Linked DNA regions of Mus musculus: region 1 is linked to region 2. A link is a loop called in an ENCODE intact Hi-C map of the cell type or tissue named here. Cell type or tissue: heart. All regions are shown on one strand. Links, peaks and the distances in the headings refer to the core of each region. The heading gives the core; the rest is flanking DNA. Region 1 overlaps A830018L16Rik (RIKEN cDNA A830018L16 gene). Region 2 holds the start of Sulf1 (sulfatase 1).

Region 1 (16,522 bases), core at 4,366-12,365, 1.0 Mb after region 2:
GTGCTAGCTTGGGGCGCTTAGAATTTATTACCCATAAACATGACATTTGGGTAAACAGCAAATGCAGCAAGGTTACTGCCAGTTTTCTTTCACTCATCTCTGTTGAAGCAAATCATAAAGCCTGGGAAAGATTTTCTAACCTTTCCAGGAACCACAGGACTGACGACTACCCAGAGTAAAGTTGGAACACAGAGACCAATCTGGATAAATGGGCCTGGGTAAATGTGATGGCTTATGTTGATTATCAACTTGACAGGATCTAGAATCAGCTAGGAAGGGAGCCTCTGGTAATGCCTCTGAGGGGTACTCTTGAGTGGATGAGCTGAGATAGGAAGATATACCCTAACATGGGCAGCACCATTCCATGGGGAAGATCTAGACAGAATAAAAAGAATGAAAAATAACTGAGCAATAGCATCCATCCATCTCTGCTTCCTGAATGCTGAGACACTGTGACCAGTACCAGGCTCCTGTCTCCAGGACATCTCTACATGATGGATGGTACCCCTGAAATGGGAGCCAAACCCTTTATTCATTAAGTTGCTTTTTTCAAGGTATTTTAATGTCAGCAACAAGAAAAAGACCAGATATAACAAACCATTTCTGGTTTATTCCCTTCAGGACATGCTTTTTGCTCTACCACACTTCTCTAAAGAGACCCAGTTAGTTCTCCACCAGTCCTAACATAAGAAATATAAAGGCTTACTATTTTGTTCAGGTTTTCCTTTCCTTGTGAATGCCCCCAAGTCACATGAAGCATATTAAGTAGACTAGTGTGCTTTCTCACGTTAATCTATGTCAGATTTGCTCTCAGATGCAGCCAGTCTCTTAGAAGGTTGAGGGAAAAATATTCTCTTTCTCCACTTAATTCTCTGTATTAAATCGCTCTGCACTGTGAATAGCTAGGTAATTTTTTTACACTTAACTTACCAAATTAGATTTTGAGCATATTCTATACTTTGATAATTTAAAGTAGAAAAGCTGTTTTTGTTGTTAATTTTATTTTAATAATGTTAAAGTCTAGGGAGAAGGCAAGTCAATCAGAAAAAAAAAAAACTCCTTCATTTACTTGTAAGAAAAATTATCTCTTCAGAATATTATATCTTATATTAAATGAATATGTGATTCAAATGACATAATTTCTGTTTTTTTTTTCAGAAATTATTATGTAGCTAACAGTTTCTTCTTGTGATTTATCAGTGACACGTAGTGATTCATACTGGAAGATACAAGCTAACAATGAAAATTACTTGTCACTTAATGCTTGTTGACCCATGTCTGCTTTGACAGGTCAATGTTAAAACTACCATATTCTTGTCATGGAACTCACCCTGATCAGACATCAAAGTATTATGTAATAATTGTGATCTTGGGTCCTGCATCCCTCAGAGATTAGTCTGCGCAGGTGAGAGTGAGGACTATAGAAGGTACACAACTTCTGGGACAGGCAGAAGCAACACAGCTTCTGGGACAGACCCCGTTTTGGGCTCCAGATATCTGGGCACCTTCCCTGCCAGAGGAGAAGTGTCCGCAATGCCCGGGAGGGCTTTGCCTTGGAGAACCTTGGGGAGCCATCTTGGATTCCGGATCCCTCAGAGACTAGTCTGTGCAGGTGAGAGTACAGACTACAGAAGCTACACAGCTTCTGGGACAGGCCCTGTTTTGGCCTTCATCTTCAGCCAGGAGGCAGGTCCGAAGCCAGATATCTGTGCACCTTCCCTGCAAGATTCTGTTTCCAGGATTTGTCCATTGGTGAGAGTGGGGTGTTGAAGTCTCCCACTATTATTGACCATATAATTGGTCACAAAACAGGACTCAACAGATACAAAAATATTGAAATTATCCCATGCATCCTATCTGATCACCATGGACTAAAGCTGATCTTCAACAACAACATAAATAATAGAAAGCCAACATTCATGTGGAAACTGAACAACACACTACTCAATGATTCCTTGGTCAAGGATGAAATAAAGAGAGAAATTAAAGACTTTTAGAGTTTAATGAAAATGAAGCCACAACATACCCAAACTTATGGGACACAATGAAAGCAGTCCTAAGAGGAAAACTCATAGCCCTGAGTGCCTCCAAAAAGAAACTAGAGAGAGCATACACTAGCAGACTGACAGAACACCTAGAAGCTCTAGAACTAAAGGAAGCAAATTCACCCAAGAGGAGTAGATGGCAGGAAATAATCAAACTCAGGGCTGAAATCAACCAAGTGGAAACAAAAAGAGCTATTCAAAGAATCAACCAAACAAGGAGCTGGTTCTTTGAGAAAATCAACAAGATAGATAAACCCTTAGTCAGATTAACTAGAGGGCACAGGGACAGTATCCTAATTATCAAAATTAAAAATGAAAAAGAAGACATAACAACAGAACCTGAGGAAATCCAAAACTTCATCAGATCCTACTACAAAAAGTTATACTCAACAAAACCAGTAAACCTGGATGAAATGAACAACTTCCTAGACAGATACCAGGTACCAAAGTTAAATCAGGATAAGATTAATGATCTAAACAGTCCCATTTCCCCTAAAGAAATAGAATCAGTTATCAGTAGTCTCCCAACCAAAAAAAGCCCAAGACCAGATGGGTTTAGTGCAGAGTTCAATCAGACATTCAAAGAAGACTTAATTCCAACTCTTCTCAAACTATTCCACAAAATAGAAACAGAAGGTACCCTACCCAATTCATTCTACGAAGCCACAAATTACTCTGATACCTAAACCACACAAAGATCCAACAAAGAAAGAGAACTTCAGACCAATTTCCCTTATGAATATCGATGCAAAAACAGTCAGTAAAGTCCTCGCAAACCGAATCCAAGAACACATCAAAATTATCATCCATCCTGACCAAGTAAGCTTCACCCCAGGGATACAGGGATGGTTTAATATATGGAAATCCATCAACATAATCTGCTATATAAACAAACTCAGACAAAAACCATGTGATCATCTCCTTAGATGCTGAGAAAGCATTTGAAAAAAATCTAACACCACTTCATGATAAAAGTTTTGGAAAGATCAGAAATTCAAAGCCCATACCTAAACATGATAAAAGCAATCTATAGCAAACCAGTAGCCAACATCAAAATAAATGGAGAGAAACTTGAAGCAATCCCACTAAAATCAGGGACTAGACAAGGATGCCCACTTTCTCCGTACATATTCTATACAGTACTTCAAGTTCAGCCAGAGCAATTAGACAACACAAGGACATCAAGGGGATACAAATTTGAAAGGAAGAAGTCAAAATATCACTATTTGCAGATGATATTATAGTATATATAAGTGACCCCAAAAGTTCCACCAAAGAACTCCTAAACCTGATAAACAGTTTCAGTGCAGTAGCTGGATATAAAATTAACTCAAACAAATCAGGGGCCTTTCTCTACACAAAGGCTAAACGGACTGAGAAAGATATTAGGGAAACAACACCCTTCACAAAAGTCACAAACAATATAAAATACCTTGGTGTATCTCTAACTAAGGAAGTAAAAGATCCGTGTGATAAGAACTTCAAGTCTCTGAAGAAAGAAATTGAAGAAGATCTCAGAATTTGGAAAGATATCCCATGCTCATGGATTGGCAGGATTAATATAGTAAAAATGGGTATGCCACCAAAAGCAATCTACAAATTCAATGCAATCCACATCAAAATTCCAACTCAACTCTTCACTGAGATAGAAAGGGCAATTTGCAAATTCATCTGCAAAAAATAAAAAACTTAAGATAGTAAAAACTATTCTCAACAATAAAAGAACCTCTGGTGGAATCACCATGTCTGACATTAAGCTGTACTACAGAGCTGATAAAATCTGCATGGGACTGGTACAATGACAGACAGGTAGATCAATGGAATAGAATTGAAGATCCAGAAATGAATCCACACAGCTATGTTCACTTGATCTTTGAAAAGGGAGTTAAAACCATCCAGTGGAAAAAAGACAGCATTTTCAATAAATTGTGCTGGCACAACTGGCGGTTACCATGTAGAAGAACGTGAATTGTTCCATTCTTATGGCCTTGTACAAAGCTCAAGTCTAAGTGGATCAAAGACCTCCACATAAGACCAGAGACACTGAAATTAATAGAGGAGAAAGTAGGGAAAAGCCTCGAAGATATGGGCGCAGGGGAAAAATTCCTGTATAGAACAGCAATGGCTTATGCTGTAAGATCAAGAATTGACAAATGGGACCTCATAAACTTGCAAAGCTTCTGTAAGGCAAAAGACACTGTCAATAACACAGAAAGGCCACCAAAAGATTGGGAAAGGATTTTTATCAATCCTAAATCTGATAGGGAACTGATATCCAATATATACAAACAGCTCAAAAAGCTGGACTCCAGAAATTCAAGTAACCCCATTAAAAATGGGGTTCAGAGCTAAAGGAAGAATTCTCAACTGAGGAATACCGAATGGCTGAGAAGCACCTGAAAAAATGTTCAACATTCTTAATCATCAGGGAAATGCAAATCAAAACAACCCTGAGATTCCACCTTACACCAGTCAGAATGGCTAAGATTTAAAATTCAGGTGACAGCAGATGCTGGCGAGGAGGTGGAGAAAGAGGAACACTCCTTCACTGCTGGTGGGATTGCAAGCTTGTACAACCACTCTGGAAGTCAGTATGGAGGTTCCTCAGAAAATTGGACATAATACTACCAGAAGATCCAGCAATACCTCTCCTGGGCATATACTCAGAAGATGTTCCAACTTGTAATAAGGACACATGCTCCACCATGTTCATAGCAGCCTTATTTATAATAGCCAGAAGCTGGAAAGAACCCAGATGTCCCTCAACAGAGGAATGGATACAGAAAATGTGGTACATTTACACAATGGTGTACTACTCAGTTATTAAAAACAATGGATTTATGAAATTCTTGGACAAATGGATGTATCTGGAGGATATCATCTTAATGAGGTAACCCAAATCACAAAAGAAGTCATTAATTATGTACTTACTGTTAAGTGGATATTAGCCCAGAAACATAGAACACCCAAGATACAATTTCCAAAACACAAGAAATTCAAGAAGAAGGAAGACCAATGGGTCGATACTTCATTCCTTCTTAGAATAGGGAACAAAATACCCATGAAAGGAGTTATAGAGACAAAGTTCAGAGCTAAGAAGAAAGGATGGACTATACAGAGACTACCTCGTCTGGGGATCCATCCCATAATCAGCCACCAAACCCAGACACTATTGCATATGCCAGAAAGATTTTGCTGAAGAGACCCTGTTATAGCTGTCTTGTATGAGGCTATGCCAGTGCCTGGCAAATACAGAAGTGGATGTTCACAGTCATCTAGAATTTGGAACACAGGGCCCACAATGGAGAAGCTAGAGAAAGCACCCAAGGAGCTGAAGGGGTCTGCAACCCTATAGGTGGAACAACAATATGAACTAACCAGTACCCCCAGAGCTCCTATCTCTAGCTGCATATGTAGCAGAAGATGGCCTAGTCAGCCATCACTGGAAAGAGAGGCCCCTTGGTATTGCAACCTTTTTATGCCCCAGTATAGGGGAATGCCAAGGCCAAGAAGCGGGAGTGGGTGGGTAGGTAAGGGAGCAGGTCGGAGGGAGGGTATAGGGAACTTTCGGGATAGCATTTGAAATGTATATAAAGAAAATATCTAATAAAAAATAAATAAAAATTATAATAATTGTACCATTAGTGTTTAAAATTACCCAGATTTTCATGACTTTCAATAAGGTAATTATTTATAAATCCTTACTAAATCCAGCTATTCCACATTAAGATAATGTAAACGATCAACTATGAACAGTGTCTTAGTTACTTTTTTGCTGCCAAGAAGAGACACCATGGCCAAAGCAACTTGTAAAGGAAAGTATTTACTCTGGGGACTTGTTTAAGGTTTCAGAAGGCGAGAGCATAGCTATCACAGGAGGGAACAAGGCAGGTGGGTATCCTATCTTTGTGCTGGAGGTGATGAGAGCAAGAGACACTGGGCTCAGAAGCCACCCTCCCAACCCCCACACCTCCTCCAAGAGAGCCACTCTTCCTAATCCTTCAAATATCTCCACCAACTGGGGACAAAACATCCAAACCTATGAGGCTGTGGGGCCATTCTTATGAGATCCGGGGTTGTGAACACTGTACTGTAAATCTCTGCTGGTCTTCTGTCCTCATTTCTTTCTCCTCATTTCCCCACATTCCTCCTTTTTTTTATATTTATATTTTATATTTATATTTATATTTAGCTAGACAAGGTGGTATATTCACAAAATGCCATCACTTTGGAGATGGAAACATTAGAATAGGAGTTCATCACCAGCCTTGACTATGTAGAAGGTTGAAAGCCTTTGTCAATATAAGTAAAATGTAGGCCTTTGGTGACAGCAGCCCACTCTGCCATCTGTTCTTCTATGAAATCTCTTGTTATGTAGTCTTCTTGTAGCTTCTGTGAAAACCCCTATCAAATAGCCATTTGTGAAGTAGTGAGATACCCTAAGGGCTTTTCTAGTCCCACACCCTCTTTACAGCTCCCTGGAGGGTCAAGGCTAGGCCAAGTTACATTTTCCACCCACAGGAACATTCTTGAGTAAAAATTTCTCAGAAAAACTTCAGAATGAGTCCCAGATAGAATTCCAATGTGTGTTATGATCTGCCCACGCTTGCTAGTCAATAGATTTAAAGGTAAATATGCTTAGCCAATAAGTTTGAACTGTAACCTTGCTGATGTCACTTGTACCCCTAAAAAGTATAAAATTTGCTTGTAATAGCCATTTGGGGTTGCCTTCTAGTCACTTGCCTTAAGGTTGTAATTGAAGGTCGACCCCAAAATGATGGAAAATAAACCTCTTGCTTTTACATCGATCTATATCTCGGTGTAAGTACCACAGAGTGAGAGTCGGAGTCTTACAGTAATTAATCTTAGATTTCTCTAAAAGTAAACAACATAAGCAGCCCAAGCTTCATTGGCTTCAACAGAATATAATGCACAGACTTTGTCTGAACCATACGTGATAGGCTGAGAGCTTTTCCTGGGCAATACATAGGAATTAAGGAGACAAACCTGTCGTGCTGACTTGGTGGCAACAGCTGAAACTCCAAGGTGTGGGATAGGAAGCCAGAAGCACCCACACCATGACTTGCCAGCCCCTGGAACTCAAGCTTGAATCAGTCCTTGGAAGTTTCTTCTGCCTCTGCCTGGCCGTCGACCGTGAGCAGAAAGGGAACCAGTGTGTCTTGTTAGTACGCTGGATGCTGCTGCTCTTCTTCTGCAGAGCACTCCACAGACATGAGATGGAAAATGCTTGGCTTCATTAAAATAAATGAAAGAAGAAATTTGGCTTCCCAACCTGTCCTTATCAGAGTCAAATAAACACTTTAGACTAAACTTGAAGGTAAGAGAAGCCAGACCACTAGCCAAAGTTTGTCTATTGAGTAGAGTGACACAAAGCCAGAAGGAACATATTTAAAGAACTATCAGGTCTCATTTCTTGTTTCTATTTCTGGTTTCAAGGATGGAACTTTTAGTGAAATCAGTTTTAAAATTTAAGTCCCATGAAACTGTGATTATCTGCTCCCACATTTGCTAATTGATTCCTGCAGCCTCCATCGCCTCCTCAAGATGTACCAATGAAAAGCCCTATGCTGTTACCAGAGAGCAGCAGGGCAGCATGCTTCGTTATGACACCAATACTAAAGTGGAGAGAGGAACCTGGAGTTGATGGTCAGAGCCCAAAGTAACAGCCATTTATATATGTTAACCTGTAATGATCATTCGATATTGAGGAAACTTGTTTTTTATGCAGTTTTGGAGGGAGCCCTGTGTTCTATTGAGGTGGGCATCATCTGTAAACATCTGAGCTTTCTGAAACGTAACGCACAGAAGCCTTTGTTATGCTCATGTCATGTCCCTGTGACTTGACATGGATACAGCCCCAACAGGAAAGCAAGCAAAGGTGTACATTTAGGAGCTGTGTCCATTTCTTTAATTTTAGCAGCACCAAGAAAGGTCTTTCCCCATAATTAGAAAAGCAATGAATCCAATTTAAATTACACATGCGATTTGCTGAACTTACATGTACTGTGTCATTCAAGTATCAATAAAAGAGAAAAGCCTACTAATAAGTTAAATGCTTCAGACTTGATGCATTTGTATCAATGACAATCTCTCTCTCTCTCTCTCTCTCTCTCTCTCTCTCTCTCTCTCTCTCTCTCTCTCTCTCTCTCTCTCCTACATCTTACTTATAAGACAGTTAACAAGGAAAGCTGTCTGTACTGGTTTGCTCTAAACCTTATTAGAACTATCACATCATGCCAACCCTCTGATTTCAACTCTCAACATCTGCCTGAAGAACACTAAGTAGTTTAGGTTTCCTGTCTGCCAATCACTTGAGGAAGATCTAATGCTAAACAGGCATAATCAGGAGCCTGATGTGAGTCTTGCTGCTTCCTGTGCTAGGCTCCTTACGTCTGTCATGAAGGCAGACCAGTAGAGAGCCTATATCAGCACTGTAAACAATGTTCGACCATTCACAAGAATTCAAACTGTTTTTATGTGCTAAATATTCTTTACCTTTTTGTCTCAAGTAGAACAACCTAGCAAATGAGCCCAAGCCTTGTTCCTGCCCCCTTGCTCCCTGCCGTTACTGCTTCCTTTCCTTTCACATCTAAGGTTAGTTTTCATCTGATTATGTATGCAATCTCACTGTGACCATGATGGGAAACAAAGCAGAACAAACACAGAAGCATATAGAAGCATATTCACCTCATATTTTCTTCAGTATTTATATGCTAATATGTTCTTTAAACTTTATACAAAGGTAAATAAAAATGTGTTTTCAGAAATGTTTTTTTAATTATTCATTTTGCATAAAGGCCTACTGTGCGGCACTTTTGACTTATAACACAGGTTTCCATTTTAACAGCCTGTGTCAGTGTTTTCTTGTGTGGGGCTTCCTAAGTGCTTGAAAACTGCAAAGCAAATGCACTAGCACCCCCTGGTGGTCTAATGAATGTATAGCACAAAGTAGTATCAGTCAATAGCTTTCTGTTATCTCTTTCATGTCACTTTTAACAGTGCAAGGCTATTTTTAAGTCAATACATAACATACATTTTAAAGACATTTTGGGTATTTTCATGTGTGAGTGGATAATAAAATGACTCAAAATGTACAAAGTAATACATAAATTCATAGAGAAATTTAATACTTTGTCATACTCTTACAGAACTCTGCTTTGTTCATTACGGTATTAGCCTATGTAAATTAACCTAATTACTAATAATTATTCCTGGCTTTATTATTATGACTTTTTAAATTGGATTATGTCTGTGCAATTCAAGTTGATCTAGTACTAACTATGGAACCCAGGCTAGACTTGAACTCACACATAGCCCAGGCTGTCCTAGAAGTTACAACCTAGTTGCACCACTTTTTTATAATGACAGACACAAACCACTAATGCCCAGCTTCAAGTTGCCTCTTGAAAGTAGATTTTCAGTTTTAATTTTGTGTACTATACAAATCAGCTGTAATTTGGTAAACTGAAAATGGTGATTTAACAGTTTGGCAGTTCCTCCGAAAATTGTACCTAGTACTACCAGAAGATCCAGCAATACCTTTCCTGGGCATTTACTCAGATGTTCCAACTTGTAATAAGGACACATGGTCCACTATGTTCATAGCAGGCTTATTTATAATAGCCAGAAACTGTAAAGAACCCAGATGTTCCTCAATAGAGGAATGGATATAGAAAATGTGGTACATTTACACAATGGAATACTAATTAGCTATTAAAAATAATGAATTTATGAAATTTTTAGGCAAATGGATGGATCTGGAGGATATTATCCTGAGTGAGGTAACCCAATCACAAAAGAACTCACGTGATATGCACTTACTGATAAGTGGATATTAGCCCAATAACTTAGAACACCCAAGATAGAATTTGCAAAACTCATGAAACTCAAGAAGGAAGACTAAAGAATGGATACTTTGTTTCTTCTTAGAATGGGGAACAAAACACCCATGGAAAGAGTTACAGAGACAAAGTTCTGAGCAGAGCCTGAAGGAATGACCATCCAGAGACTGCCCCACTTGGGGATCTATCCCATAAATAATCACCAAACTCAGACACTAGGCAGATGCCAACAAGAGCCTGCTGACAGGAGCCTGATATAGCTGTTTCCTGTGAGGCTCTGCCAGTTCCTGGCAAATACAGAAGTGGATGCTCACAGTCATCCATTGGATGGAGCACAAGTTCCCCAGTGAAGGAGCCAGAGAAAGTACCCAGGGAGCTGAAGGGGTCTGAAGCCCCATAGGAGGAACAACAATATGAACTAACCAGGACCCCCCCCCCCCCCAGAGCTCGTGTTTCTAACTGCATATGTAGCAGAGGATGGCCTAGTCAGTCATCAATGGGAGGAGAGGCCCTTGGTCTTGCAAAGATTTTATGCCCCAGTACAGGGGAATGCCAGGGCCAGGAAGCAAGAGTGGATGAGTTGGGGAGCAGGGCGGGGGGGGGGGGAGATTATAGGTGACTTTTGAAGAGGAAACTAAGAAGGGTATGACATTTGAAATGTAAATGAAGAAAATATCTAATGAAAAAAAAATTTTTTTTAAATGAGAAAGAAAATGGTGATGTAAAAAGTGTGTGTGTGACCTCAGAGTATATGCCTGAGGCTGCTGATATTGAGTATATGCCTGAGGTTGCTGATATTGAGTATATGCCTTAGGCTGCTGATATTGAGTATATGCCTGAGGCTGCTGATATTGAGTATATGCCTGAGGCTGCTGATATTGAGTATATGCCTGAGGCTGCTGATATTGGCAGATCTGAGGAGACTGAGAGTAAGCACCATTTAGTACAGAGAGTATTTAAATTTTTATATAAAGTAGTGCAGGCATTTATAAATATTTCATAGGACTACTTAAACAGTAAAAAAAGATATGTTACTTTAGAAATTAATTACACTTTCCTGACATAAGGTTTTATCGGGTTGTTCAGAATAGCCTGAAACACAGGGTTTTCCTGCCTGTGTCTCCTGCAAGATGGGATTACAGGCAGCCTATGCCACCATTCCTGGCAAATAACTGTATTTTTAAAAATAGAAATGCCTTAAGAAATGAATTGATTTATCTGCATACTCATGTATAATAAGGTTGCAAAAATGCCCAACATACATATGCTTTCTTAATTTCTGAATCCTAATACAAAAACTATTCATATATATGTGTGTGTGTGTGTGTGTGTGTGTGTGTGTATGTATGTATAAGAATTTAAATATATATATTTAAATGTTTCTCACCTGATAAATATTTTTACAGCAATTTTTACTTGAATGACAAATCAGTTAGAAGAATGCACTTTGACCACAGGGCTTTTGTCAGCACCAGTTATCAACGGAGCTGTGCATTTAGTAGAGTAGCAGATATGCAGTTATCTCTTTAATCATTAGTTTACTTAGTGATTCACACATCAATGCATTCAATGCAACATTTGAGCAGCACCTCCAGCCATTATAGAGTTTCTCAGAGCTTTATGAAAATCATGGTGACTTATAAAGACAAAGTAAGAAGGCCTCCTTCCTCTGCAAGTGAGGAAGTTCTGCATGTTACCTGTCACGTCAAATAGGCGGCTGAACATTTTATGTATTGTATGTGTGGACACACGTGCCACTCTGCCTTTGTGCAGGGAAGATGAAAACCAACAGGATTTAGTTGTCTCCTTTGACCTTTTGCGTTGGGAGCTATTAAGACAACTCTATTGTCTTGATCTCCGAATTGGGCCTCTCCTCCCGAGAAGAAAAGGGGGTCAAAAGTGGAACACCGACACACCGTTCCGAGAACAATCACAGAATGTTCCAGCCCTAAGTCAGCGCCAGATGTCCTGACCACAAGATGTACCCTGATACCACCAAGTTCCTGCTTCCCCGTGTAGTTGCCAAAAGAAAAATTTCCACTGCCCCATCCGTCCTGCTGAGAAGTACTTCCTCCTTTGCTTGTGCATTTCTGCTTCCCCATTCCTCCTGCTGAGTTCTTCCCCTTTTGCTTGTGCATTTAAGCCTTGAGCCTTGCTGAATACAGTGAGACCTTGATGCTACTCAGACTGTTTACGTGTCATTTCTCGCACTTGGTTTTCGTCTCTCCCTCCCCCCATTTGGTTCTTAGGAGAAGGTCCCCTCGAGACCCTCGAATAACTGGACCTGCTGAACGGGTCACTTTTGGGACTCAGGAGTCAAACTCAGGCCATCAGGGTTGGTGGCAGGTACCTTTATCAACTGAACAATATAATCAGCCATTAAATTAACATTTTAAAGAATCTTAGTTTCAACAATTTCCATCTCTAAATTTGTATTATATTTATCAAGAACAAACCCTTGAATGTTAAATATATATTAAAATGTATTTATTATAATTATAAACTATTTTTATTTTTTAGTTTTTATTAAAATAAATTATTATTTTAAATAATTATAAATTATTATATAAAATAAATATATAATAAAAGATACATAAATATATAGCATCAGTTATATATTATACATTATATATAATTATATATATATGTTGGATTTTAGCCTTTATTACATAGTATCCTTAAATCCTTGGCAAAAGTTATTATTTCTTTTATAATTTGTCCACACAGTTATAATATTATTGAAATAATAATTATTTCTTGTGGAGAAAGTGGATGAAATAAAAACTGTATGTATTTGCTGGTATATCAATATAAAAATATTACTTAATAGGCACTAATAAATGGCATAATATCTTAAATAATAGCAGAAAAATAAAAGTAATTAGAAAATTTAAGAGATGATAAATGCATAAACAACACAATTTATTTATTAAAATGTAGAAAAGAAAAATACCTATTAGCATTGTGTCTGTCTGGTCCACCACCCCCAAAGGAAGCGTTCACTGTCCTTCAAGAATTTCAAATGCAAAAACTAAAGCAGAAAGAGTTTAATAACTGACTTCAGAACTAAGAATGTGTAAAACAGAATTAAGTCCCCACAAAGTGACAGAGTACAGCTCTTCAAAGCATGTAGACCCCTAAAGGTCAGGGCCAGTGGAAAGTCGTGTTTATATTGGTCACATGGGACTCAGGTAGAAGACCACCATTGGGTGCTGTCCCTAACAGGGTAATGGCTTCAGTCTCAACACAGACTTGTGGTGCCTTTCCATAGCAGCTCTTGAAATCAATCACATGCCTCTATTTTGACTAAAGTATCTGTTTCCCACTTTAATGGTCTCATAAGTGAGACTCCATCTCTCTTGTCCAATGTGCAGCAATAGACCTGGCAATATGAATGGGGCAGGAACTACCAGCAGGCAGAAGCATAACGGACGTGCACGGGGAAAGGACAGCTTGAGTTATTATAGTGAGAATTCGCAGTATAGACAGAGGAACATCTGCCTGACAGGAAGAGTGGCTGGAGACCAACTGTTATGCATCACTTTTAGCTGTAGATGTTTATTTAATGCTGACTTAGGTGGATACGCCACTTTGCTGGCATTTTAATATGATTACCAAGAACAAGAATGTATCATGTTATCTGTCTATAAGGAGTATTCATACGTGAAAGATTATAAACTCATGAAACTGTTGCTGCCTCTCTTCTAGTGATATTTCCAGCTTACAGTGGTGTATTTTCTTAATTTGTAGACATTATAGGCATAAGACATAACACAGACCATGTTGAGTTTAGGTTTTATATAAACTTATTATTTTATTTAAAATAGCTTCCAGCTGCCAAGCTAATAAATATTAAAATTTCTATATGCAAGAAAGACTCTGCCCTCTATTTGCTTGATTGAAACTCTAACAAGCACAGAAAAATCTTCCAGGGTTGGCTCATTTGGAATGTGTTCTCCTTTTGAATAAATTACCACTGCTGCTAGGTTTTGACAAGTAAAACAGTGAAATCTGGAGGTAGGGTGCAGCTCAGAGGGAAAATATTTGCCTAGTATTCATGAGGCCTGGATTTGATCCTTAGTACTAGAGAAAGAAATTAAAACATGTACTCAAAATGGAGTAGAATTGCAAATCAGATCTCCCAGTAGGTAGAATAGTAGCTCTCATGTATGTGTTCTGAGGTTATGTGAAATGAGGGACAAATGCATTCATTCAGTTCTTACATGTAAGACAAAACTGTAATGTGTGTGCTGATTCTGCCTCACTGATCACAGTCTTCACCCTCTCTGCAATGCACACACACACACACACACACACACACACACACACACCAAATAAGTTTTGTTTTGATGCACAGTTTCAAAGGTTTCAGGCCATACTTGGTTAGCTTTATTACCTTTGCGGGGCTGGAGAAAGACAATATCTCACATCAGGGAGCACATGGTAGCGATAAACTTGGAGCAGCTGGATAAAGAGAGGCGGGACCAGCGTACCAACATCTCCATGCAAGCTATGTTCTAATAACTTTCAACTCCTTTGGCTAGGCTTTGTTCTTAAATGTTCTACTACCAACCGATAACACCATCAGCTGGGGGGGAAGCCTCAATGCACAAGCATTTAAGAGATAGTGGAGTTTCAACCTATAATAGTCTTGAAGAAACATAATCTGCTCTCATAAGCTTAAAGCATAATAAGTTGCAACAGGGAGGGTCTTTACTGCATGCCATAGTGAGAAATAAACAGAGGAAATGTCCTGGTTTGAAAAGCTGTATTATATTCTTATTCTATTTTGTACTCCAAATGAAGTAAAGTGGCATGCATGGTATGTCAGGCAAGTGAGTAATCTCTGATGGAAGACTGATAGAGAATATTACATAATGGGGGAAGATAAGGAGCTAAAGTAACATTTCTATTAGTTTACCATGGCACCACTTTTCACTACTTTTCCTATTACGTTGGATAAAGATAGATATATTCTTGACTTGATTGTGCAAATGTGGGAATAGCTGATTATGTGGGAAAATTGGATTAACATTTTAAAATTATTATAAGCCATGATTAACAACTCACAATGTACATTAAGGAGAATATCAGCTTACTACATGCCAATGGCATTAACTAAAATATAACTCAGTAGTCAAATAAGCCTGAGGATAATGACATTTAATTTGATTTAGTAACTGCAGACCATCTCAGAACTTTTAATCACCTAATGTTTATTGAAAACCTGCTAGACAGTAATATGATATTAAGAGTTTAAAATCCTTGGTTGATTACAGGCTCTGTTCCCCTTAAAGAACATCACAGAGGATTGTTTCCCGAGGTGAACTTTCCATGTTATAACAGAAATATCCAAATAGCTAAACTTAAGTTTACATAGAATCATTGTAAAACATTTAGAGTATATTTTAAAGGATCACTGAAATGAGTAGTAAATGAGAAGGAATCTCTACCATAGAGATTCTATATGAGCCAAGAATGTTTAAAAAGTGACCATGGAGATGAGGGCAAAGTAGTACCAAATAATGTGAAGATAGGTGTTCTACAGCCCTGTTGTCCTCAGAGCCATGATTCATAGCATCACTGTCTACAGAGAAGCATGTTCAGTGATGTAATGTAATAGAATTATACACCATCCATCCTATTTGTCCAAAACTAAACTAGAGATACACCCTATTTGTTAGATTGTCACATTTTAACCAGGACACTATATTAGAGGATTCTGTAGCAGTGAGCACTAGCATCAAGCAGCTACAAAACATCATCTATATATGTCCATAAATTTCCATATACCTGAAGCTACTTTAGAACAATGATGCCAGTCCTAGTCAGGTACAGATGGGAGCCTGGCTCTTAGCTGAAGATTAGATCTGCTTGGTTCTATGTATTTCTTACTATTCTTTGGATCAATAATTAGCCAGTGAACACTATGTCTACGGGAATAAAAACACGCAAAACAGGAGTATTAACCTGGTGGCTTCTGCTGACCTCATCTACAATGATCACATTTCATTTCCATTCAGTTTTCCTTTTCTAAGGCAAAAGTCACACATGATCTACACATAGGAGTTGGAGAGAGCAGTATGTCCTTAACACTGTAGGAAGAAATGAATATATATATATATATATATATATATATACACACACACACATATATATATATATACATATATATATATATATAGAGAGAGAGCATACATATATACATATATATATACATGTACATATATACATATATATAATGTTATATAATGTATAAGTGTATGGATAGGGAAGGGAATAGCTTAATTTAGTATAAAAGTACATAAAACTGTAGAGAGGCTTGGGGTAGTATAAGTCCTATGAATTAGGGCATTGCAGAGCAGTTGCAAAATATTAGAATTCTTGGTTGAAAGAAAGAAGGCTTGAGGGAGCCATGATCATTGCTCTAAAGTATCTGAGGAGCTTTTAGGAAAAAGAGCCATGAATTATTAAAGGTTGTCTCAGCAGACCTAAACAATAGAAAATGCTCCATAAAAAATAAATAGGCAATGCATGGCCATTATCCACATTGTTCTGAAACACATAAAACCTGGCAAGTTCTAACTAGCAGTCATCACATTGCAATTCTGCAGA
Region 2 (16,522 bases), core at 3,884-11,883:
AAAACAAAACAAAACAAACAAAACAAAACAAAACAAAACAAAACAAAACAAAAAGCCACACTTGCTCCTTGACAAGAAATCTTTTTAATTTCAGATTATTAAGTTGTTTTCTTATGGTGCAAATGGGAAATGTAAAATAAGGAGTATGATACTCTTTTGTTAACCAATTTTAAATGTTCTCTTTGCATACAGATAGTTTTAAATATAACTTATGTGGGTTCATAATTGTATCTATACTCCTGAATTTAAATGTAGTACAGAGTTTAGCTCTTCCATTTCTTTTAGAAAAGCTCTATTACTTGAGGAAGTCTTCCAAATGACATTGTATTGCTGAGTGACAGTTCAGCTGCTCACATTCAGTAAGATTGTCCACTAATGACAAAGCATGTCATATTTTGAAAAAAAAAATTAAATAGAAGAGCAAAGAAGTCCGAGTCAGGAGTCATGAGTTCTATGGGTAAGGCTAGAGCTCACTCACTTTCTTACTGAGGGTCTTTGTAATGAATCTCCATGACTCCCACCAAAAGTTCTGGGTTCTCACACTGAATGCTCCTTCTCCAGGAGATCAGGGAGTGCTGTACTCCCTCAGCTCTGCCTTTTTGGTGCTCAGCAGTGGCAGCTCTCTTTGCTTCATCAAATACTGCTAGTTTCCCATGGCTTAGCTCAATGAAGACATTTAGAAGGACTGATGAATAGCATTTAGTGGGTATTTTTAACATGCCATTATACAGAGTGTGGGGCGGCGCACTCCTGTTGTCTGAGCACTTGGTAAGCGGCCGGGAGGCAGGCAGGCTCTAGCAAGCTTGAGTCCAGCATAGGCTTTGTAGCCAGACTGGCTCCAAAGGAACCACTATAACCACACACACACACACACACACACACACACACACACACACACACCACACACACACACACACACACACACACACACACACACACACACACACCACACACACACACACACACACACACACCACACACACACACACACACACACACACACACACACACATACACCACACACACACACACATACACCACACACACATACACACACACACACACACACATATACACATACACACATACACCACACACACACACACACACACACACACACATACACACCACAACACAGATGAATAGAAAAGCAAAGTTATTTGTTTTGCAATAGATTTTTCAACATAAATATACCCAAAAGGGGTATTTTTCCCTATAATTCTTTGTGGTGTTCAGTTTGTTACTTGGGAGCTTAGCAAGAGAGTCCATGGTTGTGGAAGAAACAAATCTTATGCCTTTGGGTCTTAATATGAAGCTGAACATAAACTCAGGACAGTACCAGTGGTAATTGGGATATTTGGACTTTTTAAACATTCTATTTATTTTGTTCTATATGTGAATAAGTGTGTGTACCACAGTGCCCATGTGAGCCAGAAGAGGGTGTCTGATCACCCTGGGACTGGAGTCCCAGTTAGTTGTGAGCTGGGGCTCAGTCCTCTGCAAGAACAGCCAGTACCCTTAACCACTGAGGGACCTCTCCAGCTTTAATTTGGACATTAATACTAACCCTAACCCCAACCCCAACTCTAACCCCAACCCCAACCCCAACCCCAACATAATACATGCATTGTGGAATTCTCTCTGGTAGAAACTCTCTGGGAACTAGGGATGCAACTGTGACAGAATGCTTGCTTAATAAGCAAGGCCCTTGGTTTGATCTCATTACAAAAAGGAAGGAATAGTGCACACCCTTAATCCTCTGCCTCGGGAGGCAGAGGCAGGTGGATCTCTGAGTTTGAGGCCAGCCTGGTCTACGAAGTGAGTTCCAGAATAACCAGGGCTACACTGAGAAAACCTGTCCTGGGAAACAAAACAAACAAACAAACAAACAAACAAACAAACTGGAAGGAAAGAGTCTCTGATTTATGGCAGTTCTCTCCACAAGTTTACCTCACCTCTCTTCAGATATAAAATCTCCTTAGATGTTCTCCCAGATATTTGTTCTTCTAACATTCTCGATTGCAGTGTTGTTTGAGATAAGTTAGCATACAGGATTCACTGTCTTTACAGAATGTATCAGTCATATTTTCTCATGTGCTTGCTAATTGTTCTACAAAGGTTTCCTTGCCTAGACAAGTAGCTCTTATAATCAAACCACATTTTTGGGGTGTGTGTGTGTGTGTGTGAGAGAGAGAGAGAGAGAGAGAGAGAGAGAGAGAGAGAGAGAGAGAGAGAGAGATTGATTTTCTCCATGGAGTTAATAGGTATTTCCACTCATGCTGAGCAGCAGGTAGATGGCTCTCTCCTTTAGCACCGTGCCAAACAATCTGGTCTGGCTTTAATTTTACAGGCCCTCAAAACCATAACTGTCACAATCTCCTCAGTTCAACTCTCAAGAGAAATTGATCGACAACATACAGTCCTGAGTGGCTGGCATGTGAAAGACACCCAGCTATACAATTTCACATCTAATCAAGAAAGATTGGGATCAGGGTTGGCCTATTGTCTCTCTGTTTCTGTTTCTGGCTGGAATCCAGCTGGCTTTAATGCTGCTCTGGAGAGTGATGTGGGCAGAAGATGGAAAGATGTTCAAGCCAGACAATCAGTGTCTGTGAGAGGGTCTTCTACATTGTCAGAAGGGCCCGGGGTTGCAGTGGATTTGTGCTGATTAGTGTCCTGAAATTCTTAATGACCAAAGGACAATTTCTAGCCCGGTTATCTTTGACCACTCTGTGACTGTAATGAGGGTCTGCAGCATGGAAGGATGTACGCTATCCAAGCCATGCTTAACAGCACAGGCTTAAACCTCAACTTTTGCCATTTTGAGTCTAATAACCCAAGGAAAAGGAAGCAAAATCTATGAGGAGTGGCAATTACGCAAATTTGTGCATAACGAAGTGCTAAAATGATGACAAAATTTTAAGTAGAAAGAGAACACACAGAAAAGGAGATTATCGATGGCTAGAAGGGCTTGGGAAAGTTCCATTGAGGAGTGGGGGTGGGCATTGGAGTTGGGGAGCAGGAATCTTTCTTTTCAAACCAAGATGGGTGAGCTTCGGTCTGGAAACATGGGAGTCAGGCTCAGCCCAGAATGCAGTGTGAGCAAGTGGCTTATAACAGAGGTAGGGTGTAAGCTCAGGACGCCTGAGATCAGTTTAGTCAGGAGCATAAAAGTACAGAGAGGGAGGGTGTGATGTGGAAAGGGTGTGGATGTCTGTAAGTGGAAGCTGTAAAAACTGCTAATGAGCTGTTCTCAAGTAGATGGCATGGAAGAAAGACCCATCCAAAAGAGGTGTGCAGGGTTAGTGGAGACTAGAGAGGGTGAAACTCAATTCAGAAACATAAAGGACTGCAGACTGTTCAGGTCCCTGTATCTGTCCACTGTTAGTTGCAAGGCTATCTTCATTTTGTTTGATTTGAGACAGTCTCACCATATAGGTCCTATCTGGCCTGGAACTTACTATGTAGACCGCAGCCTTGAACTTTCCAGCTTCTGCCTCCCAAGTGATTACAGACATGGGCCACTGTGTCCACTCAACAGTTTATTCCTTCAGGCTTAAGGAAAGAGAAGAGCTTGCCAATGAAAGAGAAGAGTAACTGATCTAGATGGAGAGTGGAAACATAGAGGCAAAGAAACAACAAGTTCTTTAAAGTCTATCAGTTTGCTTCTAATCTCGCTATTGGCTGCACGCAGCCCGGTGCTGGGACCTGGGTTCCCAGTGTTTGTGCTGTTTCCCATGGCTCTGCCTGCTTCTGTTTCTTTGCAGTAACTATTGCCATTATCCAGCATATTGTTTCCATTTCCATTCGAGTCTTGACAAGTTATCAAGGAAACAACAAAATGTGCCTGTTAGTTTATTATTTGTTCACTGTGAAGTATAATTCACATGGCCCAAAGAGGCAGCCTAGATTTGGCTATTCCTACAGACCTAAGATTCTGCTTCTAATTCAGTTGTAGACCAGACCAGACTGGTACCGGAATATTAATCCATATTCTTGGAGCAAAATGTCTAATCACAGGGACAGTTATTAAACATGTTTTCTTGTACTCACCTGTGTGTGTGTGTGTGTGTGTGTGTGTGTGTGTGTGTGTGTGTGTATGTGTGTGCACGGGCACAAATGCCTGTGGGGGCCAGATTACAATCTTGGGTGTCATTCCTCAGGTACCATCCACCTTGGTTTTTGAGACAGGGTCTCTTATTGGCCTGAAGCTCACCAAGTAAGCTGAGTGAGTTGGTCCAGTCAGTGAACCCCAAGGACAGAGCTGTTTCTGCCTCTCTGGTTTACAGGCACATGCAGCCACCTGACCTTTTAAAGATTATTATTGTTATTGTTATTATTATATGTTGATTCTGGGGGCTGAACTTTATACTTGGCAAAGCAAACACTTACAGCTGAGCTATCTCTTCGGCCCTACATGAAATTTTTCATGTTTATTTTTTCGTGTCAAGGAAGTGAGTCCATGACAACATGTGTTTTGACCACATAGGTATTATTTTTCATTCTACTTCATTACTTCTTTTCTTTTATTAAGAACTCTGAACTTCTCCAATTCAAGAATCCTTTGTGACTCTAATAGACAGGCCTAGCGCTTAGCCTGCAGAAACACATCTCAGAGTTGAAATTTGAAATTGAGTCATTGAGAGAATTGAATGAGGCTGTGCACACCTGTTATCCTGGCCCTTCTGGGACGGAGGCAGGAGGATCTAAAGTTCAGGACCATCCTCTCAGTACAGTGAGATTGAGGCTGCCCTGCATTACATAAGATCCCGTTTCAATGTAAGTTCCTGAATAGTAGCTTGTGTTCCTTGACTTCACTAAAGAGCCTTCCCTCAAGACATTGTCCCATTGAGCTAGGTGGGGGCTGGAGAAAGCCTGAGGCTATGCAGCCCAGCTGAGTGCTCTATTGCACGTGATCCTTATTGATCTGACTTCAGCGATCGCTCGGGTATTAGGTCTTCTACCCTTGTGCTGGAGTCTCATCAGTTCAGTTGCCAGCCATTAATGGCTTTCAAATATAAACTGGCTCATGTCAATCATGCCCTCATGCCAGGCAACTCTGAGTGAGAAGTGGGTTACAGGTTCTGCTACTCTAGCTGGCGGTTCTCCCAAAGGATCCAAAGTAGTTGGTTCAGAGCACTCAGTTGCATAATAAAATCCAGGCCAAAGTCTTCATTAAAAACTTGACTGAAACCCAAGTCTCTTTTGAGGAACCAAAATGCTGTCAAGTCTCTATGTTCCATACATTTTCCTGAACTAGAAAGTGCATTTCAAGGGTTGGAGAAATGGCTTGGCAATTAAGAGCACATACTGTTCTTACAAAAAACTACCCTTCAGTTCAGAGCACCATTAATGGCTGACAATCACCTGTAACTCCAGCTGCAGGGAGTCTGGTGCCCTCTTCTGTCCTCCATGAGCACCAGCAAACACATGTGTGCTCGCATAAGCCTGCACACATACAGGTGCACACATAATTAAAATAAAATAAGTTTTTAAAGAAATAGATTTCAATCGCAAATCAGACTAGTTCAAGCTCTGTGTCCTTTGGGCATAGTGTCCCGAGGATACAGCGCAAGACGATGAAATGATCAACGCAGTTGTCTTCTTTAAAGAAAACAGTAGCTAAGCTTGGAATCCACCTACTGCATTAGGTTGCTGTGCGCCTGAGGAATGCTTCCTCTGTCTTAAAAAGGCAATTACAGGACTGACAGAAAATGAATAAAAAGAAAAAACAAGACTTCTGAGGCGCTAGAATGGGAGACTAAAGAATTCAGGGCCAGGCTTGGGTGCACAGCAACTTCCTTTGGGAACGTGTTCCCAAATCTTAAAATTCAGAACTATGCTGTATGTTAATTACCTTGATTGGATCATTGCAGATTATAAATATGGGTCAAATGTCACACTTGACTCCACAAATTTGTCCAATTACCATGCACCAATTAACATTTTTTTAAAGAACTACTTGTTTTGTAGGGAAGAAAGGAGTCTGTGGGTGTGTATATCATTTGTAAAACTTGTCATTTATACATTCTGTAAGAGGCTATCAATCAAGCTCTTCCATGGTAAAATCTGAAGGTTTATGAGTAGAAGCAACTTAAATATTTTATCTCTTTTGCCTCTGGACTTGCTTTAAATTTACATTCCTTTCCACCAGCATTATCTTAACTGAAAGAAGAGAACTGTAAGTGTTTTGTAGAAGTAGTTTGGTGTTCTGACTTGAAAAGTCATTATTTTCCCAAACTTAGAAATACCAGAATTTTATTGGCCAATCAATAATCTCTTTTCCCTCCTCTCCCCCTCTCCCCCTTCTTCTCCTTGCCCCTCTTGTTTCTAATCTTAGAAAAGATTCTTTTTAGTCTAAGGGGAAATGTCTTAGCTCTGCAAACATAGGTTGGGTTCCTCTTTCATATCTATCAATGATCAGAGTTAGATTTTTGTCAGTTTGGACTCTATTGGTATGCATTTACATTCACATAGTTTAAATATTTATTTTCATATTTATGAATGTTTTGTCTGCACGATGTAAGCAGGCCACATACCTGCGGTGCCCAAGTAAGCTAGATAAGGGCATCTGCTTCTCTGGAACCTGGTGCTGTAAACACTTGTAAATGGCCATGTAGGTGCTGGGAACTGAACGTGGGTCCTTTGCAAGAGAAGAATACGCGCGCGCGCGTGCGTGTGTGTGTGTGTGTGTGTGTGTGTGTGTGTGTGTGTTGGGTGCAGGGGGCCATACATGAGTGCACAATTGCTGAGCCATCTTGTCAGCCTGTGTTCGCAGATTTTACCCATTATTGAGTTAGTCCGAATGTGACTCTTTGTTAGAACATGGAAGCCACAGCTAGAAAGTGGAGTCTGCTCTGTTTCATGATGAGTGCACTCCTATTTCCCTAAACACAGAGATAGAAAAGACTTAATAATTCATGGGAAGTCTGGGGTATGCCAAATAAAAACTAGTACATATCCTACAACTTTACTATCTGTCACGTTCCAAAAACCTTCCTTGCTTTGACCAGCATGAAGCTCTGGGGGGTGGGGGGGTGCAGAACAGGATTTGTGGGGGCTTCTCCTTCTGGGATGTGCATTCTGTAAGATGAAAGCTGAACTTTCCCAAACTCCTGGATGCTGCCCAGCCCATCTGTCCTCCAGGAAGCTCTTTCTTTCTGCTTACTAGACGATTACTTGTGGGCAGGTGAAGGTTAAGGAGGAGGCACTGTACAGGCAGGAAGTCTCTTTAGGGAGCATGTTATGCTGTGGAAAGGTGGATGGGAGCTAAGCTATATTTGTGGTACACATTTTGAAAATAATAGTCACAGGCTCACACTTGTAAAGTATCATCAATAAGGACACACTCTGCATCCAAATAATCCTTTCCCTAGCTCATGCGATTCTCCTGAAGCTCGCAGCCTAGGACAGCACTTGGAATTAACACAGCCAGCCATATTACCTGAGTTAGAACGTTCTGTCATAGGAGCAGAGTGAAGACCTGAAAGCCCTCATTCAGGCTCCACTTTGCTTTTTAAGGGATGTTATAACTGCCCAGAAAAACGAGATAGACTGGATGGTATTAGAGCCTTCATTAAAGAAATAAAAGATTTTCCCAAGTTCTTGAAACATTCCACTTCTGGACTTTTCTGTAGTTTCTGAAGCGGAAACGCTATATAGAAGAAGAGTAACAAACAAAAATAAGCCAAAACCACGAGTTCAGCTCATTGCAACAACAGAAGCAGGATCTCACAATTACAATCTGTATATCAGGTGAAGACTAGACCTGTGGCAACCTAAGAATTGGTTAAAGCTTAAAACAGGAGAAATCAAACAAAAGCAAAACTACACACATAGGGGAAGAAAAATATCAGGGCTGATTTCTCTCATGTCAAAATATATACTTTAAAAATATTATTTTTATTTCTGTGTGTAGTGTAAGAGTTAATGTGTGCATGCAATGCCCAGCGTGGCCAGAAGAAGGCATTACCTCCCTGGAACTGAAGTTACAGAGAGCTGCAACTGCTGTCTGGGTGTTGGGACTCAGGCCCTCTGTAAGAGCAGGAAGGGCTCTTACTCCCTGAGTTATCTCTGAGCCCTCAAATTATATATAATTGGGTGCTTCAGTGTTGATTCTCCATCTTATAATACACAGTTCTCTTTAGAAAATTCCTTAAAGCTTCTGAGTTCATTGTAACCTTAGAAAGCTCATTATGTAGCATAGGCTAGCCTTTTGAACTTGTAATAATCTCAGCTCTCCCAAGGAAAATCTTTCTTTTAAATGTATTAATTATTATTGTGTGTGTGCTTGAGTGTGCATGAGTGTGCTGCCACAGAACAATCTTTGGGAATTGGTTTTCGCCTTCTATTTTCACATGGGTTCTGAAAATTGAACTAGGGTTGCCAGGCTTGTGTGGCAAATGCTTTTACCCACTGAGCCGCCTCAGGACAGCCTTCTTTATTTAAACAAGAGCCACCTGGCTCTTGGCAGTTCCCAGATTCCTCCTGGTTCTAAGTCTTAACCTGGTGATGCGATTTGTTTAATACGAATCTCCAGATCAATTTTGGGAGACTCTACCTTTGACAATGAAGACTCCTTATGCAGAAACAAAGTGTCTGACCCAGCCTTGGCCACTGCAGCTAGTCAGAGGTGTGTCACTCTGTACCTTAGAAACACAGAAAGTGTTTCTCATGTTGGCACTCATGTTGTTAAAAACAAACAAAAAGTAGAACCAAGAAAAGATATTACAGTGGATGTTGACAGTGTGACCCCAGATCTCCATAATCCCAGAGCTTGAGAGGCCGAGACAAGAAGAGCCTGAGTTTCAGGGCAGCCTAGGCTACACAATAAAATCTCAGGGAAAACCAAATCAGGCGAGGTTTGAACTTTGAAAATAGAGCCTTTTATAAATTAATAAGACGTTAGTACATTATTAATTGGGAATACAGGAGCCACATATTTTGAGGGCAAAGTTGAATAGCTTGGCTGGTACAGCTGAAAACCGAGCCAGGCAATTAGGAGTCAGTTCTTTTTCAAAGTTCTGGAGACAAGTCTGCAGGGGAAGGGAGTTCGCAGAGGCGGGGCATCGAGTTTTAAGTGGAGTGGGAGGAGAGGTAGGATGTGTTGGGGGTGATGTTTGTAGTTTCTTCCCAGTTCCTGGCCTACTGCAGTGGCAGCCCAGGAGATTAGAGTGGAAAGAAGGCCCTTTGACCTTTCCAGGCTCCTGAAAATGTGTCAAATGACCAGTGTCCGCCCACAAGCACATTTTGTTACGTGGAATACAAAGCTTATGTGAGAGAATTTCTTGCTCTGTTGTACTTCCCGAAAAAAAAAAAAGTGGCAATGGAAGATTCCATGTTCCCTGGTAAATACAGAGTCCGGGAACAAACGAGGGACTCAGGCTGACTGCATGCAGCTTTGTGTTAAATTTTAGAGGTGGTGATTCCTTCTCTGTCTTGCCTACACGTTGTTTTTCTTAACCAATTACTTCTGGAAGCCTGACCTAAATCCTTTGTTTATTTAGTCTGGTGTGTGTGTGTGTGTCTATGTGTTTTGTCTGCCTGTATGTTTTTAAATTGCTTGCCTGAATGCCTATGGAAGCTAGACTATAGCACCAGACTCCCTAAAACTGGAGCCACTGTATAGATATAGGAAATTGAACCTGGATCCTCTGACAGAATAGCCAGTGCTCTTAACACCTGAACCATTTCTTAAACCCTCTTGGTTTCTTTCTAGATTATGTGTCAGAAGGAAGAGAAGGGCTCTTGTAGAATGGTCTGCTTTGGCTGCCCGTGCCCTTTATTATCCTTAGTGCTGAACCCAGGACTTGCTCTTCCAAGCAGCATCACCAGCTCACAGAACCATCACAGAGGGTGGACCTCACAGATCCATCAATGCATGGTCCAAACTACCTTTCTTCTTCCACCCCTCCCATCTCTATTTCCCCTGCCTTTGGAAATGCTGAGTAGAGCACAGGCCGAGATAGAAGGAATTATGGAGTGACGGAGACAACTCATTCTTACATTGTGGGTCATGGTTCCTAGTCATCCAATAGTGGATATGCTGTGATATATTAATAGATGTGGAATGCTTTATTCACAACATTCTAAGTAACCCTTTATCCATCTTACAGACATGTAACTAACCATTGTTTGTTCCCCTGTTCAAGGTTGTATAGACAAGTAATATCATCTCTGGATTAGAAAATGGGCTTGGACTATCCAGATCTACAGCCATAGTTGGTATTTTAAGTGACAGAGGGGCAAGTCATAGGTGTAACTCCTATCAGAGTCATCAAGGGATGTTGAAGTAAATGGAAATTTTTTACCTAACGATCTCGACTTGGGACAATAATTTCACATTTTGATTACAAGTGTTGCTTCCCCTAAGGGCTCTTAAAATAAAATCAATTGAGTTTCATGCTTGTTCCTCCTTTGTAATGGACAGATGAGGAGAAAGCACTAAGAGTTGACTCACAGCTCTGAATGAGGTTACTAGAAAGCTCCTTCAATGTCTGAGTGTCTCTGTGAGCTGGAGAACACACTATGTGGAGATGAATGTAAAACATTACACCTTACCTGAAGAGCCATGTATAACTCACTAGCTAAGGACCAGCACTGAGAGAAGGAAGGCTCCCATTAGTGTGAGTGGATGGGGGGCCTTTGGGAGAATGTAGAGATCAAGCTAAAACTCTGAAAGATGAGTAAGTAGAGGGGGGTGAGTGAAATGATTCTTTTCATACACAGGTTTATGAATGTAGAACCAGAAAGAACCATGTGGCCTTAGAGTGTAGCTCGGTGGAGAACACTTGCTCAGCACACAGAGGCCCTGGGTTTCATTCCAAGGCCTCCAGATGAACATCATACATGATATGAGCTCACTTCCCACTCAACAGGGATGCAAATAATTAGGACAGAGACTTATGTGTGGACACTGACCTGGTCACTGTAGTTGGGGTCAAGACACAGTTTTCACTATTGTGGGATGGGGTGGGAGTATGGCTGGAAAACTGAGGCTAACTATCAGTGGACCAGTATGTAAAGGTGTAGTTCGGTGGAGGAATACCTGGCTTTCTGTGCCTGAGGCCTCAGTTGCCAGCACATTCACAAACAGAGGGAAATGGAGACAAAGAGGACCAGTTAGGAGACTGTTCCAACAGCCCACATGTAAGAGAATCATTGCACTGGGGCAGTAGCTGCAGGCCAGATGTGGAAGATATATTAAAGGAAGGGCTCTTAGGATTTGATGACAGATTGGCTGTAGGGAAGAGGAGAAGAGTGAAATGCTGGGGTGGAGGGAAGAGGCTGAGAGGAACTCACATGCTCCCCCTTCCTCCCCAGCATATTGAGATTGAATTGAAAATATTTTTAAACAGGAAACATTTTCAGGCATTTTTTTCCCCTGCAAAATACCTTCTATTGACTTTTTTTTCCACAGATCTTACATAAAGGTGATTTAATCATATGGACTCATATTTAACTTTACACAAAGCCTCTTTGTTCCAATGTCAATAATGACAAAAATACAAATATTTAGATCAGCATATAAAGCTGAAATCTCCTTAAATTCATTCTGGCTATGCAGTTTTGCGTGGGGGGGCGGGGGGGGGGGGGGGGGAGAACCAGATGTCCTGACTGGAACCATTAGGTGGCCTGATTCACATGGCAAAGGCTGGGGACATCCAATATTATACACAACTCAGTATTGGAAATTCCCCTTTGAGACTGAAAGAACAGAAGTTTCAAATCCGAAACCTTACTCTATGCGCAGGGAGTTAGGAAAAGAAAAGTGTCACACTTGCCACTTGGCTGAACCATGACAATTGAAATGGTTACAACAATCTGTCTGATGGCCCATTAAGTTCCCCAGATGGAAACAGGATACAGGCACTCACTTTAGTGTCTTGATGGAGGTCCCCATTCAATCTATCAGTACCCTAATAAATGTATTTCCCTAACCCTCATCATAAAAGTGAATTTTGTAACTGTCATTAATCAAGCTTTCCATTCACATCTCAGAAATGTCACCTTGATTCAAACCTAGGACACAGCTACAGGACACACAGAACCTCACCCCACTCAGGTTCTTTCCCTGAGAGAGACCCCTACGTGTTCAAACTCTCCTACAGCTGTTAGAACACTGATGGGACTCATGTGTTGGCAGCCTAGTCTTGTCAGGAAGAGACCAAATGTCACACTGAGGGATGTAGAAGTCACCACAAATAAGTCTCTCAATGTTTTCCAGTTGGACCAGGTAGATCCAGATTTTGCCAAGAAATGGAGATTGGCCTGTGGTCTCTGTCTTTTAAGTTAGCGTTTTCTGTTCATTGAGTTATTTTACATTGCTTTGTTAGGGAGACAGAAACATAAGTTTGTGTCTTCAAGGTGTGAATTTACTATGTGCCAACACTCAGTATCTTGTTTGTGCTCTGCTGCCTTGGACAGGTGAATCTTTGGGATGGGAGAAGGGGAATCTCCCACATTATCTACCTTCTGAGCAGCCAACTTGGTGATCAGTCTCCAGGCATAGGCTCCTGGGGCCCATGTGGGGCTTCCATTCATAGGCAGAACTTTGTCCTTGCCTTTGTTAGAATACCACTGTGGGACATCTCCTTGGGTGAAAGCCAGCCCAACAGCAGGGCTTTATGTTGTCCCAAAATGATGCTACAATGGTACCAAATGGCCTGGTCGGTAAGCTCTGAACTTGCTCCATGCAGTAAGGAGCTCCCATCCTGATATGGTGGGAGATATTAGTCTCCCTTTCCCTATTCACTTTTGAAACTTCAGTTCCACAGTAAAACTAATATGGAATGAATGGAATTACAAACGGTGTCAGCTTGTGAACTAAGTCCTATTTCATTTTGGTTATGTAATATTGGGACTCAGATAATGCTCAGTCACTGGTGGGAGAATGCTTCTCCCTGAAGATGTTCGAACCTTGGCCAGGACATTCTGAAAAACAAACACCTCTGCACCATACTGGGATACTGGTTTTGTTTTAACTTTTTAAAAAAAAACGAGCTTTGAAAGTCAGCTGTATGATCACAAAAATGTAAGACTGAACCCTGAAACCGAATGTTAGAGACCTTGAGTCAAACCAGAGTCCCAGGCATTCATCCTGTTGCTCTACCTATTACATAGCTCCTACTTGCAAACATCCCAGATGTAGTGTTGTATACAAAAATCTCTCACCTGCAAAGAGTAAGGACCAAGTTGGATTTCCCTATCCAATTTGCAATTCTTGTAGGGCCAGGTTCTTCCACAGTGCAGGTATATGGTTTCTCAGAAAGAGTCAGTCTCTGAATGCAGTGCAAGAAGTAACCCAGACTCACCCATTTTGCTCAAACACTTGAAAAATAAAAATACCTTCTTAATCCCTCAGAAAATAAGGCACTGATTTGAAAGGCTTTTTTTTTTTTTCGACATAAGATGTTGCATGTAATGTCCCTTGTTATATTCCATTCAATTAAATCCTGGTGGGTGATTTTGGCAGAGCAGTTAGCCACACATCAGATGACAACTCACTTACTGTTGCTCGGCACCCCATGACCATTAATTTCCAATGACTAACTTGTAATTAAAATCTTTGTGTTTATTTGTTTATAGCCGGGGCTGAACATCTATTTACATTTAATTAACACTGTTTAAAGCCTATAAATGCAGCGACTTTAATGATCCATCCTAGCTATGCTGCTTTAGTTTTTCCTGACTTGTAAAACTCACACACAGATCTGCAAGTGAATTACATCCATCTGCTCCCCCGCAGCTGCAACCGGGCTACGTTAGAGAGCCATTTCCCCCTACCCCCCCTCTTTGCTTGGCTTCCAGCTCTAAGTATTTTTGTTTCAGAGCCGACCCAAAGACTGCACCGACGGGAGCCAGCCCTTTTCTCCTGAGGAGTTCCCGGACTTAGTCTTCAGAAATGATTAAAAGCCACTCTTGCTCCATCCCAAATCGACGCAATCTACCTTCCACAAATTCGGTTAACAAAGCGTTTCCGACTCTGCCGGCTTAGAAGAATCTTTTCTTATTGAGAAGAACGCAACAGTTTAAAGTGAACTCTTTAATGGTGAGAGCTAAAATCAACGCTTTCTTGGCCTTGCCCATCCTTGATGAGCAGTCTACACCTACTCTTCTGCGCCTATAACGGGAACCTCAAGGCACCCGGGCTCCCGAAGACAGTATCTTCGTTACACCTTCAAAAGCAACGCAGGAGAAGCATTAGCGCTACAAAGACAGCCGAGCCAGAGCTATGTGCACTGTTATCTGTCAGTCGTACAATAGCAGCATTGATGGAACGGCGAGGACCGGCTTTGACAAGTGTGCTGGGCTAGCATTACATTCCATTCCAAACTACGGCGAGAGAGAGAGAGAGAGAGAGAGAGAGAGAGAGAGAGAGAGAGAGAGAGAGAGAGAGAAGGAGAGGAGAGGAGAGGAGAGGAGAGGAGAGGAGAGGAGAGGAGAGGAGAGGAGAGGAGAGGAGAGGAGAGGAGAGGAGAGGAGAGGAGGAGAGGGAGAGGAGAGAGAGAATTGATTTGGTGTCTTTTACTTTACCTGAAAATACTGCGTTTCTTGTGGCTGCTGCAAATGAATTCCTCCTCCTCTTTCCCAAAGCCAAGTACTTGGATTTGCCTGCAACTCTCACTTGGAGAAGACCACACAGCTCCAGCAGGGCAGCCTTCCTTCTCTTAATCCCCACTCGAATGTGATGACACACACTAACCCCAACCATCTGTTGAAACACGTCCTCAAGCACTCAGCACAGTGCTGTGTCAAGACAGGCTGCCCAATCCAATTGCTGGGGCTGAGAGTCTCTTACGGATTGGAGGCGGAGGGCTGGGCAGGGACGGGGAGGTCGGAGAACTCCCCAGCCAAGTAACCTGAGATTTTCGGAGAGAAAGAACTGCTACAAAAGGAGGAGTGGGAGGTGCGGCGGGGAAGGTAGAGCGAATGAATTATTCTGGTGGCCAGTTGTGCGTTACTTTTCACAAGTCTCTGTGCTCCTGGGTGGGTGGAGGGGGTTCTCGGTGGGATGCCCAGGAACACTAAAAATCTTTTACAGCTAATCTATTGAGGGCAATGTCCTCAGCAAGCCGCTCCCCCCATCACCCCACGGGAGATAAAAGATTCTTCTTGTCATGCTGATAAAGTGTTAAATGTGGGAGTAGTTTGCACTGAAATGTGACATCTACATTTTGAAATCTAAACTCCTGCCTCCCTTTGATTGGGGGCGGCCGCCTCAAACATTCCTGAAAGGGCTTGGGGGGTGGTGTCGCAGCTTTGAGCCGAAACTTCTTTTTCTCACTGGGCTCTTCACGTGTCTCTCAGGCTAAACCAGAGAGACGGTCAATGAAAACCATTTCACTCTACTTCTCCAAAGCAACTCATGCTTTCCTAGATAAAGGTGGCTTTTAATCACTTTCTACACCCACAGCCATCTCGGTATTACAGCTCCTGGTACTAGAAGGCTACACTCTGCCAGTAATTGTTTTTATTGGTTTCTAGTTAATTGTGCTTATTACATCCGCGTAACTCAAGCGTCTCATTAATAATTTTGCTTTGAAATATTTTCAGTTTGGGGTTGTTTAAATACATCCTTCTTGTGTACTTTTTTCAAAATGCAGTTTTCTGAATTGTATTTATAAAAGTATTTACATTAATAACCTGATTCAGAAAAGTGTTAGATTTTTTTTACATATAAGAAGATATTGAGAAATAAATTCATTACTTAAAAAAAATCTTATTCTTTCAAAAATTCCATGAGACATCCAAGGAATTTGGATAATCTTAAAGAGTAAAGAGGAATTTTAAATACCATCTACTGCCTAACTGTGCCTGTTGGAAGCTAACATTTAACTATTACACCTTTTGAGGTTTGTGGTGAGAAAACCAATCATTTATGGGGTGGGGGAGGGTGGGGGAGGGTGGGGGAGGGTGGGGGAGGGTGGGGGAGGGGGTTAAACTTCCCTAAAGCCTAAAAGATCCAGATTACCGATAGGTAGCTGTGTTTGGCATATCAATGTCATGAAAATAATTTTTTCAGTTACAAGCAGCATTGGCTGATTGGCTTTCTTGTTGTTGTTGTCTCGCAAGGTTCTGTGATGTTATATAAGGATGCTTACAGTTGCTTCTGGTGCAAGTTTCCAAAGCACAGAGGACAGGAGAGGGTTTCTGTGAAGTGATCTCTCTCCCACGGGGTCATCAGGAGGAGGCAAGGAGAGTAGGATGGGGAGGTGGGAGCTTTGACTTCGTTTGCTTATTATCTTCCCAGAGTGATTATGAGGTGTCTGCTTTACTATGTATCACAAGTTCACTAAGCTACCCCTGACTCCTGAGCACCCACATCCAGAAACAAGCAACACAGACATTGTCAACAATGCAATTGGCAGGACAGGCCTAAGGCTTCCCTGGGGACCATAAAAATTTAATAGTGCCAATTACTGTCGAGCAATTTTATTCTGTCTTGTTTTTGGAGGAGTGGGTAATAGTTAATCCACCAGACCTCAGTCTGGAACTCTGCATTGCCTCAACTGTGTAGATG

Evidence for each region. Hi-C counts contacts between places; a loop is a spot of excess contacts. Peaks named below come from ENCODE experiments on the same cell type or tissue, not always from the same donor. Only the 100,000 strongest peaks of a DNase experiment are listed, where the experiment ranks them.
Region 1: a loop joins it to region 2, with 4 times the contacts of the local background. A loop is called at or near these places in 12 of 42 quality-filtered maps.

The regions. Positions count from the first base shown.
Region 1 is chr1:11,650,365-11,666,886 of GRCm38, reverse strand. All of the region lies in intron 7 of A830018L16Rik (RIKEN cDNA A830018L16 gene), which reads right to left. Among named protein-coding and RNA genes, the nearest start is that of A830018L16Rik, 240 kb to the right of the region's middle. In heart, for the core only: a CTCF peak has its summit at 8,993 (motif pointing left); no DNase peak of the experiment used is centred there; H3K27ac peaks cover 415 bases.
Region 2 is chr1:12,690,698-12,707,219 of GRCm38, reverse strand. Sulf1 (sulfatase 1) reads right to left here and starts at 14,790. Exons shown (of 22, transcript NM_001198565.1): 1 at 14,536-14,790. In heart, for the core only: CTCF peaks have their summits at 5,400 (motif pointing left) and 7,960 (motif pointing right); a DNase peak (open chromatin) is centred at 9,109; H3K27me3 peaks cover 1,539 bases.